Linked DNA regions of Mus musculus: all the other regions are linked to region 2. The links are chromatin loops, found by intact Hi-C in ENCODE. Cell type or tissue: left cerebral cortex. All regions are shown on one strand.

What was found. Hi-C counts contacts between places; a loop is a spot of excess contacts. Peaks named below come from ENCODE experiments on the same cell type or tissue, not always from the same donor. Only the 100,000 strongest peaks of a DNase experiment are listed, where the experiment ranks them.
Region 1: a loop joins it to region 2, with 3 times the contacts of the local background. A loop is called at or near these places in 2 of 42 quality-filtered maps.
Region 3: a loop joins it to region 2, with 3 times the contacts of the local background. A loop is called at or near these places in 2 of 42 quality-filtered maps.

The regions. Positions count from the first base shown.
Region 1 is chr12:106,032,003-106,040,002 of GRCm38, reverse strand. It overlaps Vrk1 (vaccinia related kinase 1), which reads right to left. Exons shown (of 14, transcript NM_001029843.2): 2 at 3,299-3,463. The coding sequence starts at 3,458. Among named protein-coding and RNA genes, the nearest start is that of Vrk1, 26 kb to the right of the region's middle. In left cerebral cortex, no CTCF peak of the experiment used is centred here; a DNase peak (open chromatin) is centred at 5,536; H3K27ac peaks cover 543 bases.
Region 2 is chr12:105,978,929-105,986,928 of GRCm38, reverse strand. No RefSeq gene overlaps it. Among named protein-coding and RNA genes, the nearest start is that of Vrk1, 27 kb to the left of the region's middle. In left cerebral cortex, a CTCF peak has its summit at 3,278 (motif pointing left); DNase peaks (open chromatin) are centred at 786, 4,126 and 5,375; H3K27ac peaks cover 1,425 bases.
Region 3 is chr12:106,153,754-106,161,753 of GRCm38, reverse strand. No RefSeq gene overlaps it. Among named protein-coding and RNA genes, the nearest start is that of Gm32776, 11 kb to the right of the region's middle. In left cerebral cortex, no CTCF peak of the experiment used is centred here; DNase peaks (open chromatin) are centred at 3,047, 3,697 and 4,740; H3K27ac peaks cover 948 bases.

The sequences.
Region 1 (8,000 bases), 53 kb before region 2:
TAAGTTCTAGAAACTTGAGAAGGCTGGACATAGCTGGAGAAGGTCACTGGGCAGTGAAAGCCAGCAGAGGCATCTTGCCCTGGAGCCTTCCTCTGCACCAGAGGTGAAACTCTCCAGTCTCATGCCCTCTGCCTAAACACATGGGGTGTGGAGCCAAACAGCATGGACTGACCCCTCTGAAATCAGGAACCACAGTGACCGTGTGGCTCAATCACCAAATCCCCCTGGGCTTTCTCGTAACAATGTGAACATTTCATGAGCAGCCACTTTCCATGGTTTATGAAGACTTTCACCGTACATAAATACAGCGTACTTCACTAGGACGGCTCTATGTCCAAACAAAACCAGAGAAGCAGCATGTACCGCTCCAAAGGCCAGTACAGTCTCCATCAGGAGGCTTGTGTGCAAGACATGGTGAGAAGCGCTGTCAGCCATGTTTCATGAACACAAGTACAGAGCGAGGAGTCCACTCAGGGGCATGAAGCAAGCGAGTGAGTGAAAGCAGCTGTCTCCTATCATGGTTCTCAAATCCCAGGATGCCCTGGACCACATGGAGAGCCTGTTCAGACAGCTCTGAGTGAGGAGGAGGGTGGAACACGAGAACAGCCATTCTGACCAGTTTCCAGACGATGGGAACCTTCACTATAATAGTAGCATTCCAAGTCAGATGTCGCTAGAAAGTTTTCATTTTGTAGTAACTACTTGAAAGGGAAAAAAGTCAAGTAGTTTCATATTATAGATGTTTACATCTGTGGGGTTTTTTAAAAAATATCTACAACATTTCATTCTATGTAAACTACTATTAAATATAACATTTGAAACTTTCAGGGTTAGAGCTATGGCTAAATGGCTGCAAGCACTGGCTGCTTTTCCGGGACCAGGACTGGATCCCTACCATCCACATGGTGACTCACAACCATCTCTAACTCCAGTCTCAGGGGATCCAACTCCTTCTTCTAACCAGTACCAAAAATATATAATTTTTTAAAAGTTGTGCCAGGCAGAATGGCATATACTCTTATTCAACACTTGGAACACAGAGGTAAGAGAATCTCTGAGTCCAAAGCTAATCAGAATCTCACAGTGAGACCATGTCTCTCAAAAGAGAGGAAGGTAATCATTAAGAAATTACATAAGCTGGAGAGATGGCTCAGTGGTTAAGGACACTGACTGCTCTTCCAGAGGTCATGAGTTCAAATCCCAGAAACCACGTGGTGGTTCACAGCCATCCTTAAAAAGAAATTAAATAACTTGTTAACTAACTAAATCAAGATTAGAGATAAAAGTGCATTTGAGGCCTACCTCAGCTATATGATGCCTTAAAACTCAAAATTTACATCAATAACAAAGCTGAGAGTGAGGTAAAACAACAGAATGCAAAGACGGAAAGAAGAACCCATGCAAACAGGACCTGTGTAAGCACACTCCCACTAGGATTCGCAGGGAAGGAGACAGTTGTGCCTGCAATCAAGGTTTTTGCTGTTGTGTTTTGGCACAGGGTCTCACTATGTAGCCCTTATTGGCCTGGAAATCACAGATCTGCCTGCCTCACCCACTGCTGGGATGAAAAGACTGCACCCCTACCCCCCAGCTAAGTAAACCTGCTGCTGCTGTTCTTGTTCCTTTGGTCTTGGTCTTGGTCTTGCTGTTTGACGAGGGTTTCTTTGTGTAGTCCTGGCTCTATAGACCAGGCTGGCCTCAAACTTAAAGAGATCATTTGTTGATGTTTGGTCTTTTGCTATGTGTTATATTGAATACTGGCTCCCAAGGCCTGGTTGCTGCCAGGGACAAGAAAATCTGCACACATACAAGTGACACTATGTAACCTTACCCACCCCACCCCACCAAGTTATCCCTGAATGGTGAATAAAGAAGCCTCCCGCCTATAGCTCGGCAGAAGAGAAATAGGTGGAGTATGGGTTCCTGTGCTTCCGGTCTGAGGCAGAGACCACTAGGAGAGGCTGGGGAAGAGAGAGGAGGTGAGTCATGAAAACATGGCCATGAGGTCTGGCCCAGTTCTGGTACATAAAGGCTTATTATAAAAATGAAAGCTGTGTATCTTTTTTCTGGGAACTGAATGACCTAAGGTGGGGTAGAAACCCCTGAAATGAGACTAAATACCTACTACAACACTGCCTCCCAAATGCTAGGATTAAAGGTGTGTGTCACCACTACCACCCAGCAGGTAATCCATTTTTAATGTTGAGACTTCAGTAAACTCAGAAGATCAGGATTTTAACTTGATTTCCAACTATCCCAAGTTAAGCATGCTAACGAATACAACTAACATAGGTCAAACCCAAAAGGAAGTACAGACATTTTTAAAAGCCCATAGCTGTAAAGATCTGTAAAATGTGTAAAACACACCGAGTTGGAAACAACTGTACCTGACTGAGGTAGAGGGAAAAGGATGGATAGAGCTCTCTTTCAGTCTCCAGAGAGCTTGACAAGTCTGTGTAGCAGTCTGAAGAGTCGAAGGATATAACTGTGTTTACGAGTGACAGTATTTCAGCATTTTGTTCTTTTTGTATAATAAGATGAGCCATCTTCTACTAATACGTCAAAAGTGAACTTGCGTATGACCACACACTCCTCAATCACCTCTCGTGATGCTTTGTGTATTCTTGGACCAGGGAGTGGCACCATTTGGAGGTGTGGCCTTGTTGGAATAGGTGTGACCTGGTTGGAGTAGGTGTGTCACTGTGGGTGTGGGCTTAAGACTCTCACCCCAGTTGCCTGGAAGTCAGTCTTCCACTAGCAGCCTTTGGATGAAGACGTAGAACTCTCAGCTCTGCCTGCACCATGACAGCCTGGATGCTGCCATGCTCCCACCTTGATAATAATGGACTGAACCTCTGAACCTGTAAGCCAGCCCCAATTAAATGGGTTTTTTATAAGACTTGCCGTGTCTTATAAAGACATGGTGTCTGTTCACAGCAGTAAAACCCTAGCTAAGACACCTCGAATATCAACAGCACCTTGCAGTAGCTCAATTGAAAGACAATCTATCCCATAAGAAGCATTTAGGGGGCTGGTGAGATGGCTCAGTGGGTAAGAGCACCCGACTGCTCTTCCGAAGGTCCGAAGTTCAAATCCCAGCAACCACATGGTGGCTCACAACCATCTGTAATGAGATCTAATGCCCTCTTCTGGTGCATCTGAAGACAGCTACAGTGTACTTACATATAATAAATAAATAAATAAATAAATAAATAAATAAATCTTTTTAAAAAAAAAAAAAAAAAAAAAAGAAGCATTTGAATCTTCCCACTGATGACCTGAAATCGCAAGCACTCACCCAGATAGATGCAGCCAAAGCCACCTTGGCCAATGGGCAATCCTAGTTTCCACTCCTTCCTAGACATGTCGGTTAGGACCTCTCCAGCGGCAAACTGCTCTGCGAGGCGCCTCTTCGCAGGTCCGGGTCTTCCAGCCTGAGCTGCTTTTACACGGGGCATCTTCACTGTAACACAAAACAAGGCAACTCTGTTCACAGTTCTAACCTTAGAATTGTTCAAAACATCCCCCACAGAAGGCTTCCATTCAATAGGGGCTGTTGGAGACTATAGAAGGATGGCTAGTTCTGTAACAGCTAGGATCCTATTTGGTTGTCACTAAGCTTGGAGAGGAGACCATAAATAAAGTGATGCAATTATGGGAAGCACGTTGAGTCCGTCCCAGTGGCATATCATCTACGACTACAATACTATTTAGTAACAACAGAACAAGAATGTTGATGCAACTGAGGGAAAGCATGCAGTTAGAATGCACCCCATCTAATAACGCAGCCACAAGGTCCTTAGTACGGATGTGCTAGCACCAGCACAGAGACTACAATCTCAACCAGGTGTGTACAAGGCAGAGGACAAGGGCTTCTGGGGCACAAGAGTAGGAAGGCTGCAGCAGCCCCACTCACAAAGGAGGACACAGACTCAGCAGAAGTGACACACGCCACCAGCTAGTTCCACAAAGTCCTGGCCATCCGATATGTCCCTTCCCCCTGGGCATTCTGGAGAAGTAGCTCATTCGATTTTCTCAGCAGCACAAGTCAGTATTCTGGGAAGACACGGCTGGAATCAAAAGCCTTGGCTCCAAGTGTGTAACTGGCTGGTTGGGAAATCGTGATTCAAGCACATCTATCTAAGCTTCAAGTGCCTCTGCACAACTCACTGCACCCTGTACAGCTGTGTGTGCACATAAACGTGTGCTCTGAGTCCAAATTCTTCTTTCTATCCACACTGACTCCTTAAACAAGATTTCCTTAAGATTCTACAATTCTCTAAAAACTGCAGAGGAACAAACCAGAGAGGGGAGTGATTGAAACAGACTGGTCTGCAACACTTAGAATGCTATTTCAAATGGGAGTCTGCTAAGATGTGACATCTGAACTCAGATATACTAAATATACAGACTATATTAAAAGATTTATTTTCTTGGAACTTGGAGAGGTGGCTCACCGGTCAAAGAGTACTGACTCCTCTTCAGAGGTGAGGTCCAATTCCCAGTGGCTCACAACCATCTGTAACTCCAGCACCAAGAGATCCCATGAGCCTTCTGGCCTCCTTAAGTACCAGTCATGCATGTGGTGTGCACATACCCATGATTTATTTTCTTGTTTTTTAAAGAATGTGTATGAGTATCTGTCTGTGTGGGTGCATGAGGAGGCCAAGGGTATGAGATTACCTGGAGCTGGCGTTATAGGGTTTTAGTTGCGGGTGCTGAGAACTGAACTCAGGTCCTCTGCAAGAATAGTAAATACTCTTAACTGCTAGATTATCTATCTAATTTTATCACCACCTCTGCCTGCCTACACAGTATTAGATTGGAAACTTCAGCAAACACCCACCAATTATCACTACAAATGCATGAATTCCATATATGCAATTTATATCGTATATACTGTGATAGCTAATCTTGGTCGTCAACCTGACTACATCTGGAATCAACTGAAACCCAAGCAGCACAACACAGGATGAAAGGCTTCTCGTGGTTAGATTATTTGAGTCGGGGAGATGTACTCTAAATCAGCCGTGAAGGAAGGAAGCTTTTGCTCTCTGCCTGCTTGCCGTCACTCTCCCTGTCAAGCTCATCCGTCCTGTTGCTGAGACATTCCTTCACTGGGATTAGAACCCACTTCTTCAGGACTTCCCTGAAACTCCAGCTCTAGTGTAGGACTGTTGAGACACCCAGTCTTCTCTCTCCATCAGGAGACAGCCACCGACGAGCCACTCACACCACAGCCAAGAGCCATGCTAATACATCTCCCTTCAGTAGATACGTTCATTCCATCAGTCCCAACACTAATGCAAACACTTTATTAACTGATAGGGAAATCTTTAAATCTAACTTTTCTCTAAAAAGAAAAAAAGCTTTATGCATTTCCGATTTCAAACTTGTCTGGGGTGAGAGCACCTTCACAGCAAAGGCGCTTTGCTCGGGCTAGCGCTTCCTCAGATGGGCTCTCTCAAGGTACTTTTTTAATCTGTGCTGAAATCTTGCCCAACAGTATTTTGGTGACAGCCATGGCAACCAAGACTTAAAACAGGAAGAAAGATTAACTTCTGCACCTCGCACCTCGGTGACAACTCAACTAGAAGAACGAAGCTGAACACACAGCAGTCCTGGCACTAACATGATTCCTTCTAAACTTCATCCAGCTTTATCAGATCACAGCAATTTCCTATTTGATTATTTCCTTATAGTTGTCAAAACAGTTTTAAATGACTTTTAAAACCTTCTTTCTGTAACTGAAGTGTCTGAACAGTTTTTTTTTCTAGAATTATTTTCCCATGCAATAAAAATACCATATTATAAGTGAAAACTCTGCCTCAGCATTTACTTCATATAGATTTCTTGTAAATAAAGTGGGTTTTTTTTTTCTCCATTCCAAATAAAACTATTGGCTTTTATTTTTAGTTTTACTCTTGAAGCCAGCTATTTGGAGCTTACTGGGATAATTAAGATCAGGAATACCGCTCCTAAAACTACTTCAACAGAACAGCATAACGTGCCCAGTGAACTCTGAAGAGACACTGGGTATGAGAAGGCCTCCATGAATCCCTTCCCTACAGACCCCAAACCACTCAGGAGAAGGCTAGGGTGAAGCTCAGAACCTTAGGAAACATCCACAGGAAAACTGGGAAATGCTTCCTGTGTCCACAATACCACGTAAGTAGATGAAGATAAGGCTGGCCCATTCCCAAAACTTCAAAGCAGAAATTCCCCACCTTCCCACCCCCAGCTCAAGAGAAGATGCTGGGCTGCAGCCAGAGTGAGCTTCACAAGGACGTCCGTCACAGCTAAGTTGACTTCTGGGCTTTGAACACAGGAGAACAGCAAGCAACAATGTGCAGTTGTGAAGCCGTGCCCCACACATGACCACTGGGGAGGTACATCGCTTCAGAAAGATTCCCCACCCCACCCCCCCGCCCAAAAAAAGACAGCTATGGCTATTTCAAAACAAAATAAAAACGCCAGGTAGGTTTGGTGGTTGTTAACAAGAACACTGTATAAATAAAAGTGGAACAGCACACAGGAGGACAGCAACTGCTCACTGATCCTTCCAGCTATCCAGTCAAGCAAGGTCAAAACTCTAAATGCAAGATTCCAGACATAAACAAGTCATAAAATGCAACATTGTGTGCCATTCTGAGTATGGATGCATCGATCCAGCCGTAGAAGCCGCTCGCCTCCTTCTGATTCATCCACACTGCGCATGCTGCCCTCCCTTCAGTCACAGGGGCCATCTTAGTTTCCAAAGCAATGGTGATTCTATCACAGCACTCGTGTGGCACGCCATCAGCTCACCACTACCTCAGAGGGACACAGATGTCTGAGATGTGGAAACCACAGGCACTTCATACATCAGACCCTCTTCTGATGGTTTCGGTCTTGGTTACTATCATACTCTCACCTTACAAACTAAATTAGGATCCCTATTATACACATTGGTTGCAGTATCTAGGCTCCACTACCAGCCATGGTTTCTGGGTTCCATTGTGATCTTGGAATGTCTCACCCGGGATAACAGAGGACTGTTGTAATTAGGTGACATCCTCAATCTATTATTCCTTTGTTCCTTAAAAATCATAAATGTGAAGTAAAAAATGAGAGGTCCAGCTTAAAATGCTGTACCTGAAGTAGACACAGGTGTATAACAAGCCTAGCACTAGGAAGTCAAACGCAAAAGGATCCAGAGTTCAGAACCTTCCTAGGCTACACAGAGACTGTCTAAAAAAGCCATAACTATACTTGAAATTGCCTCTTATGAAAAACCTACATATACATACACAAGCCTTCATATTAGCAACCCCACTCACAAAACCGCGTAGAAACAATAACCAAGCCAGTAACTTAATGCACGCATCCCCTGGCATATGAACTGTACCGCTGAAACACTATTTCCACTAACAGAAACCTCGCCGTGTCAAGCTGACTCAGCCAGTAGCAAACGTGCGAGGAGCACACGGTGGCCTGCCTTTCCCCCCAGCACAGGTGAGAAGCTGCCCAGTGGTATGCACTGGCAATCCCAAGACTGAGGAGCCAGAGACAGGTGGGCTCTGGGTCTCACTAGGCAGCCAGCCTAAACGCACTATGAGACCCTTCGCAAAGTACATGGCTTCTGAGGAGTAACACCCGAGATGGTCCTCTGACCTCACAAATGAGCCCACAGCCTCTTCCTACCATCATAAGCATCCCTAAAGCCTTTTCTGTCCGTTCATCCCGGCCCTAAACAGGCTTTTCCTGGTGTGTGTTTCAGGTGGTAGAACTAACCTTGACAACTTTTTCTGAGATCTAGACCCTTCCCCACCCACTGCACTAGAAACCCCTTTTATTTTTGAGTATAGAGCAACAGGAAGTCTAGTGTCTGAGAACAGGAAGGCTGGCTGTCTCGAGCTACTGTCGCTTTGCAGGCCATATCTGAGAATGACACTTTCTTAAACCTTAGCACAAGCGCTTGCCTTATTAGGTGAGTGAGTGTTCATAAGAGCCGCAGACGC
Region 2 (8,000 bases):
GTAGAGTACTTTCTTGGGGAGCCCCCCACGCTCACCACCAGGAGGAGTTGAATATGGAAAGGAAAAAGGAAAACAGCTTTATCCCAAGCCTTCTTCTAGAATCTCGTGAAGATCGACTTTGGGGCATGTTTGACGGTGGAGAGGCTCAGCTCAAAAGCCAAACCCTGAACAGAGAGAGAGGGTCTAGGATGGAGGAGGCTGGGGGTCGCCTGTGAGGATCAGAAGCAGCCAGACGTGATGAGGGTCACGCAGTGCAAAGCACCTGCCCTCTTTCTCACCAAGAAGGTCACCAAAAACTCCACTGGCTCATGGGGCAGACCTCAGATGGGCGGAGTCAGGCCAGGGAACCCTCCAGAGCCCGCAGAAATACTTTTCTTACAAACTCTTGCAGTGTATAGAAGATGTTTTTAGACTTAGTGTTAACATATGCCTTTATACTAAAATGACCATTTCCATTTCCATTAAAAAAAAGTCTAACATTGAAAAATATGATGTGGCTTTCAGGGGATGGAGCACTGGATCCCCTGGAACTGGAATTACAGGTAGTAGTGAGCCCCCCTGATGTGGGTGCTAGGAACTGATCTTAGGTGCTCAGTAGGAGCAGTGCTCTCTCTGTAGGAGCAGTACATACCTGGAACTGCTGAGCCCCCTCCCAGGCTCTTGGCTCTTCTTCCTTAATTGCATCCTTTATGATTTGTGTATGGAGCAAAGAGAGTAGACATCTTGGGCTTTTTGGCCCAGACAGAATCCAGTACAAACCAGTTGTTCCTGAGCATCTGTGCGGGGTTTGTTTCTGAATCTCTGAATATTCACAACCCTTATTTAAAGAGACATGGTCCTGCTCACACTCTCCTACAAACCACCAGTTACACACAGTGGCTCACAGCAAAGCCATGTTAGTAGCTACTATACTGTGCTGTTCAGGGACACATAGCCAAATTGTAATAGTCTATACCTGTTCAATAAAGACACAACTGTATTATTTTCTCAAATTTTTTTTTTCTCCCATAGAGGTGACACTCAGGGATACACTGTGGCCCTTACTCCACTCAGGAGCTGGACTGAACAAAGGGCCAGAGCCATGAAACCAAGGACTGGATATGTCTGGGCTCAGTACAGTCCTCTTAACCAAACCAGGCCACCGGATCCTAGGTGGAGGCCTCGCAAAGCCCTGCACTATGATTTTAACCCATTTGGTTTCTACGGTTGGACATTTTGTGGTGTAATTTTTTTTTTCTGCCAGACTCATCCTTGGCTACACAGGATGTTAGAGCACAGTCTGAGCTATAGGGGATCTTGTATCAAAGGGCAAGAAAGAGAGAAAAATGCCCCTTGCTAGGGTCTGGCTATGACCACCCCTCACCCCAAGTCATATGGTAAAACTCCTAATATAATAAAATTGAATGTGGGACCTTGGGAGGGGTTATGGATGAGATTAATGCCCTTATTAAAGGAGTAACAGAGCTTCCTTGTCCCTCTACCTGGTGAGAACAGGCCATTCAGACCAAGAACCAGAAAGTGGGTCCTCACAGGACACTGGATCTCTCTCTCTCTCTCTTAAGGTTTATTTATTATACGTAAGTACACTGTAGCTATCTTCAGACACACCAGAAGAGGGCATCGGATCTCATTACAGGTGGTTGTGAGCCACCATGTGATTGCTGGGATTTGAACTCAGGACCTCTGGAAGAGCAGCGAGTGCTCTTAACTGCTGAGCCATCTCTCCAGCCCCTGGATCTCCTCCCTTGATGATCTCCCTCCTTCTGTACAAGGCACCATAGCCTAGGAGTTGACAGGCCATCAAGTCTACAGATCTGCCTTAGACCCCCCTTCCATTGCAAGTGACAAGCCATCTATGTTGGGAGGCTCTGGGGACACATAACTTGACAATAGTTCTTGTCTGTGCAGAGTAAGAATAGTCGTGCTGGTTCGTGCCACATGATGTTCTGTGGGAGGGTAAGTGCTAGCACCTGTGAAAGAGAAGTAGCCTTTCTAGACTGGATCCAGGCAGAGAAGCTAAGAGCACCCAACAATATCAGAATCCAGACAAACAAATGGGTCAAGGACAGGGAAAAGTAGGAGAACACTCAAGTGGTACAGCCTAACGTGCCCAGCGGAAACAGGTGCACGGAATTCCAAACGGTTGCAACTGTCTTTTCCAAGGTGCAGCATGTGATTGCCACAGTATACCATGGTGGGATATACTACAAAAATATCTTTTTAAAAGAACAAAACAGGAAGAAAATACAAGTTACTTTTCTGACCATAATTCATTAAAAGTGGGAGGTGCTAGCAAGACGGTGAAACTAAGTCACCGTGAAAGAGTCAGATTCCAGCCGGGCATAGTGGTGCATGCCTTTAATCCCAGCACTCAGGAGGCAGAGGCAGGTGGGTTTCTGAGTTCAAGGCCAGCCTAGTCTACAAAGTGAGTGCCAGGATAGCCAGGGCTACACAGAGAAACCATGTCTCGAAAAACCAAACCCAACCAACCAACCAAACAAACAAAAAAGTCAGATGCCTTATAAACACTCACAGGTCACACAGAAAAACATACTGGAATTAAAACTCTTCAGATGTGAGCAATGAAGAAACATTACATAATGAGCAACACTTCACAGGCAAAATAAGACCCTGAGGAAAAGCGATAGTCATGATAGTCACAAACCTCCTAGTTGAAATAAGAAAGATTGAAATTAAACCAAACATTTATCTCTGGGGAGTGCAGAGGTGGGAGGAACAATAAGCCTAAGAGAGAAGAGATTAATAAACAAAATCAGAGTTGATTAAAAAACAACAACAACAACAAAAACTAAAAAGAAAACAAAAACCAGGAAATGAATGAGTGACAGTTGGCAAAATAGGAAGCCTGGGCCTCAGGAAGCAGTTGCCATTTTGGAATGGATGCCTGGCAGAGATTGAAGGAGGAGGTAGGGAGAAGTCATAAAGAAACAGGCAAGTAAAATCTACGTACATCTGATGATTGGGGTGTGCACATGTGTGTGTGTGTGTTCAGCCTTCCCCACAAAAAATAGAGCCATGCAGATACCTGGGAAGGACATCCCTAGCCGAAGAAGCAGAAGTGTGAGTGTTCGAGCTTAGCTAGTGTGTTTGCGAATGAGACAAGACACGGCTGGAGAGGTGGCTCAATGGTTAAGAGCGATGGCTGCTCTCGAGGAGAATCTGGGTTCGATTCCCAGCACCCGCATGGCAACAAAAAACTATCTGAAACTTCAGTTCCAGGGGATCTGGTGCCCTCTCCTGGCCTCGTTGGGTACTGCATGCACACAGTACACAGATGTAGGTGAGACACATGAAACAAAAATAAATTTATTCTAAAAAATGAGAAATCTAGACACTAGTGAGGGAGGATCAAGGGAGGAGGGAGGCAAGGAGAAACAGGGAGGGGAAAGACCTGACAGAAACAAAAGAGAAGGGCCTGGAATGTTCTTCAGATGGCAAAGGAGTTTATTTCCGTAGCATGCAGGAAGCCCTGGGTTGTCCCTGTCACCACACAAACTGGAATAGGGCATTTGCCCGAGGGCAGTCCTAACACTTAGGAGGGAGAGGTAGGGGGATTGAAAAGCTAGGTCATTCTTGCCTATATAGCAAGTTCAAGGCTTGAGACCCTGTTGAGGCAGAAAGAAGGAGTGAGACCATGAGGAAACTTGGGACAGAATAGACGTTTGGATTAAAGAAACATTGTAACTATACCTTAGTGCATTTAAACTCTGGCTGGAAACGGGCATTTTCTGCAGGAATACATCATTTAAAAAGAGATACAATACTTGGGCCTGGTTAGCTACAAGGACTCTGAAAGCCTAGCTTACGTCATCACACATAGACTCAGAGGTCATTGCAAACCACAGGAAACCTCCCAATCAAGTCACTGTCCAGAGCTGGCACCTGCCAACTCCACGCCTCGGACCTAGGTTCCTCTGCTTTCTGGATCCGCCAGTTGCCTCCCCAGCAGGCCCTCTTCCAGGCAGCAGACTGAGGGGAGAAGAAGGCGCCCACATCTCCAGGCCCATGCCAGAGCGATGCCCACACATCTCTGCTCTCTCTCACAGCCTGAACCTGGAAACTCAGCCACGTGTAGCCTTCAGAGAAGTGAGTTAGGACAAATGTCTTCTTCCGAGCATCTATATCCACCTGCAAGCCCAGGGCTCCCTGATAGCAGAAAGACAACCTGTTTGCATACAATTAACACTCTGCCATGCTAGCCAAAGCCTTAGAAACAGTCACCATGCCAGATGGCTTCAGGAACAAATCCTCCCAAACAAACTCTCAAAAAAGAGTTGCAGACATAGGAAGAGCCAAGTTCCCAGGACCCGGGGAAGGACAGACAGCTCCCAGATCACTCTTTCAGAGTAAGGAAACCTGGATACAGAATCAGCACTTGGACGGCACTTACACACCTACATACACTGTGTGTGAGTATCCTAAATAAACTGTGCCCTTACACCCTTACAGTCTTACAGAGACCCAAGCGGCACGGAGTCGTCTCTACACCCAGAAACGAGAGGCAGCTCAGCTATGAGGTACTGAGGGTGCCCACTTCACCCAGAGTGGACATCATGTAATTACAGCTAGAGACAGTCTGGGAAGATGGAGTCCCCAGACCCAGGCTTAAAATAAACCAAACCTCTGCCATTTACTCCTCTTGTAGTTACGGGCAAATTCCTGTCAAGAAGCCATGTAAGAAAGGAAGGGTTTATTTTGACTTGTGGTTTAAGGGTGCACGGTCTGGGTCCAACGGGGCCGGGAAGACGGGAAGACAGTGGCGCTCAACAGGAGGAGGGGCTTGAAGTACCAGCCAGGGCTTGCTTTCTTCTGGTTGGTCCAGGAATGGAAGCAGAGAGAAGAAGCGAGGGTGGGGGTAGGGTGGTGGTGGTGGTGGTGGTGGTGGTGGTGGTGGTGGTGGTGGTGATGCAGGGGTAAGGTGGGTGAGGGAGTGGGGGATGGGGGGGGGGGCTAAAGCCTCCAGTCCTCCTCCAGGCTCCCACTTCCTCCAGCTAGCCTCTACCTCCAAATGTTCCAGGAGTGACACTGCTGGCTTGTTAATCAAAAATGAAAGAGAACTGAGTTGATAATACTGTGTGTAGCAGCTTGCTCTAGTATCTTACTTTGTTTCTTTTATACTGGACCTACACTCTCCCCCCTCCCCGCTCCCCCCCCCCCCGCCACTCTGCCCCGCCCACTCCCTTGCCCACTCCCCAGTCCGGCCCACTCCCGCTGTCCCCGCCCCCCCAACCCCTCCTCCCCCGCTTTAGCTTGGCCTCTGGCAGCTTGATTAGAAAGTACTTCTCCAAGTCTTTCTTGTAATTGGAGGCAATCAGGTGACTAAGTTCCAGCCAATGGGCTGTGAGCAGAGGTGCTGCCTACAGTAGTCTTTCTTTCTTCAGGCAGAAGCGACAGAGACTTCTAACTACAGAGCCAACCCTGCTGCTTAGGGAGCTTGTAACCTCTAACACACAGAGAAATCAGCTTTCGCCCTACTTAAGCCAGTCTGTTTGGAATCTCTTAGTCATCCTGGGTAGTCTGGGCCCTAAGTATTCTAAAACAGTCGTCGCCAGAAGTGCCCACTGACACCGTTTCCTATGGCAAGATATGAACAGTGCCCTCCGCGAAGGCAGGGGCTACCTACAAAGACACTGGCTTTCCCGATTCATTAGTCAGATGGGACTCTCCATGTTGGAAGTGCTCTGTCGCTGTGACCAGCACCAGAGAAAGAATAAAGGAGGCAAGAAATAGATACCATTAGATGTGTGTGCTGTTTGAAAAACACTAAACTGTTTCTAGAAGCTGTGCTCTGCTATAGAAAGGCTTATGTTTCTATACTTAAATACTGGCAGTTAAAGTAACATCGATCGATGGACATGAAGAAGCAGGTAATAGCTCTTGGCAGTTTCTCGGTGGACTTGGTGGCCCTCAGTGAAATGCTGGCATATTCTACTGAGTGGGTGTCCTTGGGACAACTCTTCAATCTCTCTCTCTCTCTCTCTCTCTCTCTCTCCACTAGGAACAAATTTTGAACCCTGCCGCATATTTTTTTGTTATTTTCAACCTATGACAGATACCTGAGATACACAATTTAAGAAGAATTATTTATTTTAGTTCCTGGTCTTAAGAGATTTTGATCCATAATCTTGGTCCCATACACTCTGAGCCTGTGTGTGGTGAGGCAGAAAATGATTCCCAAAGGGAGAACACAGACTGGAAAGGGGCCGGCAAGATACAGTCCCTGGAGATGCGCTCAAAGTGACCCAGTCCCTCCAGCAAGGTCTGCCCTTCACACTACTGTCCCACACTTTGACCTCACCAGTGGATTGGCTGATCCGATGGAAACATCCTCATAGACACGCCTAGGTGTGCACTTTCCTCATCTGATAGGTGCTTTTTAGTCCAACCAACTTGCCAGCCATGATTCTCCATCATGTATAGACAACCGATTCTAGTTAAACCGAAGATCTAAGAATAAAATTCTAATTCAGTGCCGAGTCTGCAAAACCTTCTAAGAGAAATACAAGACATGGAAGCCACAAGGTGGACAGTCCCAGCCTCTCCTCTGCTCCAGCCACATAGGTCCCTTACCTGTTTCTGTGTACCCAGAGCACACCTTCACCCCGGGCACTTTGTTCATCCTGCCTTCCCCTCTCCCCTATTCTACCTCATCTGTTTCAATGTTAGATTTCTTCCCCTAGATTTCCGTTTCAATGTTATCTTATTAACGAGGCCCTTCCCAGCCCTTACAGAAAAGCTCAGATGGCATTCAACCTCTATTACGTGATATCTGTGCTGAGGCATTTCCTACCTACAGGTTAGCTGGAAAAAGCTAACAGTTTAGCTTATTTAACAATCCATCTATGCCCCAAGGCTTCTCTACTACTTGTATTTGAACAATTCCAATTCTGCAGAGACTGCTATGTGCTAGAAGGTTCTGTTCTTTCAATCTTTCCTCCAGCCCACCTTCCATTCACTTGTCCACCCACCCATGGGCAGCCCACCAAACCTTTCATTTACCCATCCACCATGTCCTACAAACTCACCCTTCCCCCATTCATCCACCCCTTTGTTACCCAGATCCATCCATCTGCCCATCACCCTCACATCTGTAGGAAACATCTGTGTCCCAAGCCCCTTGTGTCGAAAGCTTTGGGACTGAGCATATCTTGGTTGGGTTGTCAAGGAAGTTAGTCTTGTGAGTGTAAATAAATAACACACCATGACAAGAGCTATCACGGAATTCCTTTCAAATTTCTGTGGAAGAGAGGATGTGATAACTCCGGGGAGGGTCAGGGTTCGATGCCAGCAGGGGTGGCATTTGAGCTGGAGGCTGGCAAATGTCTGAGGTGCCATACAGACAGAGAGGAATGGAAGGGTATCAGGGCCAGAGGAACTTGAAAACTAAATACAGACACGTGTGCACACACCATGCTCAGAATGTGAGCTGGTGGAGTTGGGGGGCTGGGGGTAGGAGGTAGAAGATTCGGGCAAGAGAAGGATTCAGAGAGGGCCAGGCACGGTGACAATAGATGAATCTGAGAGACTGCAGATCCTACACGGTTGAGGTTTCGGTGAACAGTCATTCTCTAGAAATTTCCGTACAAAATATGCAAAGAATCCCCATGATGTTCTTACATTAATCTGTGCTGCAGGCTTGGGCTTAGATGCAGCTTTGCAGAATATATTTTTTAAAGTTTCATTACGCCACTGTACATCAAAATAGGCCAATATAAATTATAATACGGTCATGCCAGTAGGGCTTGCAAACACAATATTTTAAGTTTATTTTGCATTCCAAGACCCATAAAAATTATTCCGAATGGCTGTTTGCTTTTTGAAGCCAAATGAAAAGGTATTTGCAATTTGATTATTAACAAATCAAATCACTGATAGGATATTGGATTCGGTACATCTCGGACTGACTGAGAGCGAAAAATCCTCAGTGGTCCATTACATAGCATAGCTGCTTTATTGCTTCCATGTGTCATTAAGAATAA
Region 3 (8,000 bases), 170 kb before region 2:
TTGGGTGTCATTCCTTAGAAGCAGTCTACCTCTCTGGTTATCAGTTTATTTTGGGACAGGGTCTCTCAATGGGATGTGGGGTGGTCTGAGAATCATGCCCACAAGGGACCCTGCTGTCTTCTGTCCCCACCGCTGCTATTACAAGGACAGGTCACTCCTGGCTTTTCATCTGGGTGCTAGAGATCAAACGTAGTCCCTCATGCTTTCCTTGTGTCCCCTACGGCTGTGACTGGAAGCAACTTTGGGGGAAAGGATTTTAACACTTCCATATCACAGTTCATCATCAAAGGAAACCCTAGCCGAGACTCAAGGCAGGAACCTAGAAGCAGAAACTGAAGCAGGGGCCATGGAGGAGGGGCTTGCTCCTTCTTACTTGCTCAGTTTGCTCTCGAGAAACACCCAGGACCACCAGTCCAAGGATGGCACCACCATAGTGAATAGGTCCCTCCATCACTCATCATTAATTACGAAAACGCCCCCACAGACTTACCTACAGACCATTCTGGTAAGGGCATTTTCTCAAGTAAGCCTCCCTCTTCCCAAATGATTCTAGCCTGTGTCAAGTTAACTCCACACTAGCCAGCACATAGGACAAGCCTTTTACCAGCTGAGATATCTGCTTGACCCCCTAGAAATAATCTTTTATTGATTTATATTCTGAAATCATCAGAGCAAACCTCCAAGGGTCAGGTGGGACTTCCTGACATATTTGCTCTTATGTTGTTTACCTCTTTTTGATGTTAAGTGATGTTTGCTCTTAGTGATGTTAAGGGGGGATAGAAGAAGCTGCTGTCCTGGGCCTTTTGATGCTCCAGGCCTCTCAAGTTTTTCTCCCATTCTGCAACAAACTGTACATAAAATAGGAGGCAAGGCATGCTTGCAAGAATTGGGGTACCCACAGAAGGGAAAAGGGAGGCAAGAGTCAGAGAGTGGAGGCTTCTGGAGGTCAGGCCTGTGGGCCAGTCCCTCAGTGGTCTGTGTGATGATTTAGCGTGGGGGGTGAAGCCAATGGATGCTCTTGACTGGATAGGTGACCTTAGATACAAGCTTTCTCCAGCTCAAGAAGCTGTTGGGAGGAACTGGTACGAAGGAGGAAAGGGGACGGTGAGTCAGACATCCTCCCAGCTCCTGCCTGGGGCAGGGAGTTCACTCTGAGCCATGGTGAGCCTGGTACACTCCAGACCTAAAAGGACTTGGTCCACAGCTGCCTTGGGCTTACTAGGGCAGACATAACCAGCAAGCACTCTGTCCTTGTCTTGGCGTGAGGCATCTCCTCTACTCCCAAGTCCTCTGCTTGCCTTCAGGTGCCTAGAAACTGCACTCCTGGCCCCCATTCCTACCTTCTCATTCGTGGGTGGTCATCGTGACAGTTTGTATAATTGTTAACTGGACAGAATATGGAAACACCTTGAGACAAGTCTCTGGGCATGCCTAAGAGGAATTTTCTAGATTCCGTTAATTAAAGTGGAAAGACTCAAAGAAGAGAAACTGAGGCAAGAACTATTCCTGTTTCCTGACTGTGGGTGCCACGTGGCCTACTGCTTCACACTCCTGTAGGATGATTTTAAAGGCGGCAGCTTTTGCTAACCCAGGCAGCTCCCAAATAATTGAGGCAGAGACCTAGAGACTTAGGCAACAAGCTTTAAGCACAATAACTGAGCAGATAGTCCTAACTCTCCATACTATCTAGCTACTTCGCAGCACACACCCCAAGTTACTTGTATTCAGTCTCTTCTTGGCTGGCTCTGTTGTAGCTGTCCGTCCTCATGCAGAACTCCCTTGGTGACTCCTCCTCCTGCCCAACCTCAGGCGACCATCTTCTTTTTCCACCTTGGGGCCCTTCTTCTCCTGGCCCTCTTCTTGTGGTGAATTCCTTCTTCCGGGGACGCCTGGCTGGGATCGGCAGTGCAGTCTTTCTATCTCCTCTGCCCAGTCCTCGGCTGTTCAGCCTTTTATTATCAATCAGAGATAACTGGGGAGCATTGTCTTCACTCCACACCGATAGAGGAGATTCTTATTCACAATACAATATTCACGACGATGATGCTCCGTGTCCTGGCTGTAACTGGATCTGGGGGCGCAGAGATCAGCATCTGAAAGCACAGAGCACGAGGACAACCCCAACACACTTCTGCTACCCTGACTCCCCACCATGATGGACTATGCTCTCAAACTGTGAGCCAAAATAAAACGTCCCTTCCTTAAATTGCCTCTGTTGGGGTACTTCACCACCGCAATAAGAGAAAGAGCTAACACAACCACAAAATCCAGATTCTTGGCCATGATCTTGATCTTCCTGGAACTCCCATCCCCACCCAGCCCATGCCATCTGACCCAGGGCCCTTCTCTCTCCTGCACAGTGTTCATCCACGGGCTGACCCCAGCCTTGTGAACCGGAACACCGACGATCGAAATTGAAGTGTTTCAAAGGCCAACCCCTCAGAATGACTGTCTCCCTTCCTTGTCCCTGGCAGGATCAGCCCATTACATTTAATGAACTTTGATGCCTTCTTACTGCAGTCCATAAAGGCTATTATTAAAATGAAAGATGGCTCAGTTAAGTACCCCAGCCCCGGTTCTCTCCTTTTCAGAGATACCCAAAGCAGTCGGTGTCAGGATTCCATATGCCTTTTCCATCTTAGCTGCTGCTGCCACCGTCTCCTGAGGAGTTCTTTTAAAGATTTTATTGATCTAATTTTTCCCAAGTCTGGAAAAGTGTGCAAGGCCCCTGCCTCATAGAGCTGCCGTGTTTAGGAAACAAGCGGTGCCTCGCTCTGAACAGTTTGCTCCGACACTGCTGTGCCCATCGTTGCTGTGGAATGAAGCCATTGGTCCCTGGACTTGATCTACAGAGCATTAGTGACAACAGCTGTAGCTGTCTGCATGTCCTTTCCACACAAGCTCCTTCTGCAAGGGACTTGTCAACACACACGGGGTGACTGTGATGTTGTGGATTCCTCACTGCTGGAGCCAAGGCAGATTCGCCACCCACAGACAGATATGGCGCCCAGCAGATTCGCCACCCACAGACAGATATGGCGCCCAGCAGATTCGCCACCCACAGACAGATATGGCGCCCAGCAGATTCGCCACCCACAGACGGATATGGCACCCACCCATCATTGTAGCCTGCTTCTCCAGAGGATAAGCCTGAGTCCCTCCTGGATGGAGCACCTTTGCAGGAATTGTTCTGGCACCAGGGAAGCTAGGCAGCATGTCGGTCTGGGTGAACTCTTGCCAACGCAGCCTAGGTTTCCTCTCCTGAAGTAAGCGACTTGATTCGTCATCTCCAGGGCATCTTCTGGCCTCAGCACAGAAGATGAAGCCACGAGTAAGCAAAGCCTCTGCTCTCTGTCATCAGGACCAAGCGTTGTTCAGACTCAGAAGGCTGGGCCATCAGCCATGAGCTCTAAACTATAAATTCCTGCTGAAAGAGGCTGTGCTGTGGCGACGACATCTAAACAACATGGAGTATGTCTTTCATTGAGAAATTCCAAGACTAGAACATGAATGGTTTAGATACTAACCTTCAGGCAGTCCACACGAGGTATAAACTCAAGGATGTGGAGGAGAGAAAGGAGGGGGAAGGGAAGTACAGTATACGCACTGTAAAATACTTCAACAGCCCAGCAAGGAATTAAGTTAAATGCAAGCAGCTCTACACTCCTCCACAAACGTGGCTTCTCACATCTTCTTTAAACCTATGCTCTAACAGCTCCATGTACATCTCATCAAGAAAGCAAGATGTCTTACCCCAGCCCCAACATCCACTCACACAACATATGCTTACTCATATAGGGCAACCTCGTGTGGTGTGTGTGTGTGTGTGTGTGTGTGTGTGTGTGTGTGGATGGCTTTCTACCAACTTTTCCAAACACAGAGGAAATTATTCACATATGTACCATTCCAGATTTAAGATATATCTGCCTCCTTTTGTTTCCTTCTGAGCCAGGAAAAGGAGAAAGGAGAGAGGAAAAGAAGGAAGAAGGGAAGGAGAGGAGAAAAGAGGAAGAGAGGGAACAAAAAGGAGAGGAAGGGAAAGGAAAGGGGAGGTGGGGAGGCAAGGGGAGGAGAGGGAGGAAGAGAAGAGGAGGGAAGGGAAGAGAGGAAGGGAAGGAGTGAAGGAGGAAGAAAAATAAAATGCTTATAACAGATACATAAATAAAGATTCTAGATTCCATTCCATCTTTCCCAGTAGTATCCACTGTACATGCATGATTACATACTTTTTGGGTCTCAAATCACAGGATTCCATATGTTTACATAATGCACAGTAGATTTGTGCGTGTTTAATATTGCTCAAGTAGAATGGAATCAACCATAGCTTCTTAGAAACATATCTATGCTGACCAGTCCTGCCGACACAGGTGTAGCTCATGCTCCATGACAAAGACACCTTAGACTGGGTGGCTTAAACAAGCATTCGCTTCCCACAGTGCAGGGCTTAGGAAGTCCAAGTTCAGGATGTCTGGCGGTCAAGTCACTGCATGACCCAGTGCCTGCTGGAGAGCCACATCCTTGTTCATAGAAGGCATCCTCTAGCTCTGACCTCACACCATGAAAAGGGCAAGGGAGAGCTCTGGGTTGTCTTTTATGGGGGCTCTAATCTCACTCTTGAGGGCTCCACCTCCTGACACCGTCACACCGGGGATCTGGATTTCAATGTGTGAGACAGTCAAGCACTAACATTATTAGAAACAATGGCTTGCAGTATTCTGTTGTGTAACTAAACTGTGGGCGGTTCATCCCACTCCACTGGAGAAAACTAGAACATTTCCTGTGTGGCTTGGCTTTTGGAAAGTTTAAACATAAGAAGAACAAACTGCAAATTCTTCTGTCAGTTCTTCAACGGTCTCCCTTCTTTCAACCATCCGTAGGAAGAGTGTAGAATGTGTGTATAAACCGTCTCTGCTCAACTGTAATTCTGGCAGTCTTATGGATACAATGTCCTAAGAAATGTCTTCATGTCCACCTCTTGACTTCCAAGAATATATTTCTTCTTTGAATTTTTTTTTACAGTGGAGTATTTCTGCAGTGGGAGCATTTAGCAGTGGAATCTCTAGATTAACAAACGTGTATAATTAAAACTTTCGTGCACATAAAAAAAATTGAAGCAGCCAGCTCATCACAACGCCACTCCATGCCATACCTTGCACCATAGAGGGAGTCACCATAATGTGCCAGTATGTGGTAAATAAATGGGAGAGAAGAATGGTTTGAGCACTATGAAGGGAGAAAGAAATGGAGACTCGAGGGTGAAGAGGGCCTGCAGCCATTGTGAAGTCCCAGTCTATGCTGCCACTGAGTGCCATGTCTGGGTCTGTGGCCATGTAGCAGCAGGGCCATATTACCACAAAGGCCATATAGACATCCCAGGTCAGGACTTTGGCCTGGGGCCATATTGATGTCCAAAGCTGTTCAGAATTGGCTTCATTCTTCACTGGCTGCAGGACCCTGGAGAGTGGGCCCTGCACCACACCTGGGTACCACAGTAGAACTGGCCCTGGTGACATGGGCACGGGTGAGGAGGTGAGAATAGGAGAGCTATCCCAGCCCCTCAATGGCTACAGCAATTGGGACAGTGGGCATAGGTGACCTGGCCATGAAGGCATGAAAGCTGGCCCCTTGCCAACTTCAGCATTGGGTGGACTAGCCAGAGCACTGCTGGAAAGCTCAGCCTGGTAGTGTGGGTGCAGGAGAGCCAGCAGACTGATATCCCAGATCCAGGACTCTGAGTCGGTCTACCCCAGTATTTACCCCATCTATGAAGTATTGAAGCATATGGAGAGGCCAGTCCTATAGATCCAAAGCCACAAATCTCTATGATGCAGGGCAACAACAGGCTATCCAAGAGGAGTTGAGTTCCCACGAGGATCATTGCAATGAGTTCATTGAGTTCGCTAGAGTTGCAGGTAAAGCTGTGTAGACAAAAGGGTGTGTGCACTGTGGGACACACTGTGTAACATTACAGCTTCCACAAGGAGATGCTCTGTTTTGTCTTAATTTATTCTTTTTGTTGTTGTTATATTTTCTTTGGGAGGGGAGGCGACATGGGTGGAGGTCTGATAAGAAGAGATGGGGAGATATGTGGGATTGAGGTGTGTGATGTGAAGTTCACAAAGAACCAATAAAGAGATGAAAAAAATTAAGCAAACGATTTTCTAACTAATAACATAAATGATGTATTCTTTCCCCACAACTTGGTCAATTCTGTGTAATTTTGTCAGCTAGGGAGACAGAATGGTATTCCAAATGGCTCCCGTGTCACGTTTAGCTTCTCATTTTAACTACGCTTGCATGAGCCAGAGAAGTTATTGTAGTCTATTTCTTCAGATGACAATGAGCATGCTATTTTGTAGGTCTCATATTTTACAAGCACATCAGGTCAAGTAAGAATGAGAGTAAAGGTAGAGTTTCTCAAGACTAACCCTGAGGAATAATTACATAATGGTGAGTGGATGGGTGGATGGATGGATGGATGGATGGACGGACAAATGGAGGATGGATGGATGAATACATAGTTGGTTAGAATATGGCTGTGTGGGCTGTCAAGGCCAGAACAGACTTCAGACTTGATTCCTATAAATCCCATATGAGCCTGGGTTAATTAATCAAAGTTCGCTAGAGTCACAGAACTTAAAAATGTCTCTCTATATTAAGGGAATGTGTTGTTATGACTTACAGTCTATAGTCCAACTAACCTAACAATGGGCATCTGTGGATGGGAAGTCCAAGAATCTAGAATCTAGTAGTTGCTCAGTCCCACGAGGCTGGTTGTTTCATCTGGTCTTCTGTAGAAGTAGATTCCAACAGATGTGCTGGAAAGAAAATGCAAGCAGGCAGGGAAAAAAAGTGACTCTTCCTTCTTCCAATGTCCCTACATAAGCCTCCAGCAGAGAGTGTGGCCCAGATTAAATGTGTGTACCACCACATCTGGATCTGGGACTTGCTTTTTCCCAGGCTGACCTTGAACTCAGAGATCTGCTTGCCTCAGTCTCCTGGGATTAAAGGCCTAAGCTTTTCATGGCCACTATGCCTCAAGATCTCCATGCCAAGAGCCAGGTCAGAAACTTGTGTTTTCCAGCTTCAACATCTGAATCACAGGTGAGCCCTCCAATTCTGGACTGTAGTTCATTCCAGATATAGTCAAGTTGACAACCAAGAAAGTCCATCAGAGAGCCCATCTACCACTTCACAAAGTCAACTTCTCCACATTCTTGACTCTTGAAATGTTCACCTTTGATCTGGCTCTCTCTAGACCCCAAAAGTCTTGTCACAACCAAAGATGATGACCTTCTGCCGCTCCCCTGTGGATGGGGCAGGAGAAACCCAACTATGATCCAAGACAAATATGGCTGGAAATGAGAAGACAGCAAGACTTCCTTACTTCATCTTCCAACTGTAAACTTTGGCTGCCTAGATTATTTCTAGAATTTTCCCATTTCCCATGTTTTTGCTGATTGGCCTCATCCCCGGAGAATATAATCTCAGTGTTGGGATCAGACTTGTTCCTGTTTGAAGACAACCACTTTTCATGGTTTCCCCTTTCCCTATTTTTTTCCTGGTTCTTTCCCAGATGGTTTCCTCGTGGGTCAGCTTCCCAAGATAGCCATTATTCCAGTCAGATTTGGTAGAGTAGCCAGATAGACAACAGTTTTCTTACCTCACACAAGAGAGCTCACCTAGCAAAGCCTTGTCACAGAAACACCACAGAAGGGGCTGGAACCCCAGAGCCATAGGTGCCTGTAGGATGTGGTCTCTCTCTCTCTCTCTCTCTCTCTCTCTCTCTCTCTCTCTCTCACACACACACACACACACACACACACACACACACACACACACAAATCCAGATGATAGACCACTTAAGAGCTCTTGAAATGTTACAACATGTCCCCTATGTGTCTTTCCAGAGCTGTTTCCACTTCAAAGGCAAAAATCTTTATTGAGTTTAAGGAGAGATCTAGATAGAAGTCCCCAGGCCTGAACAGACCCAGTAGCTC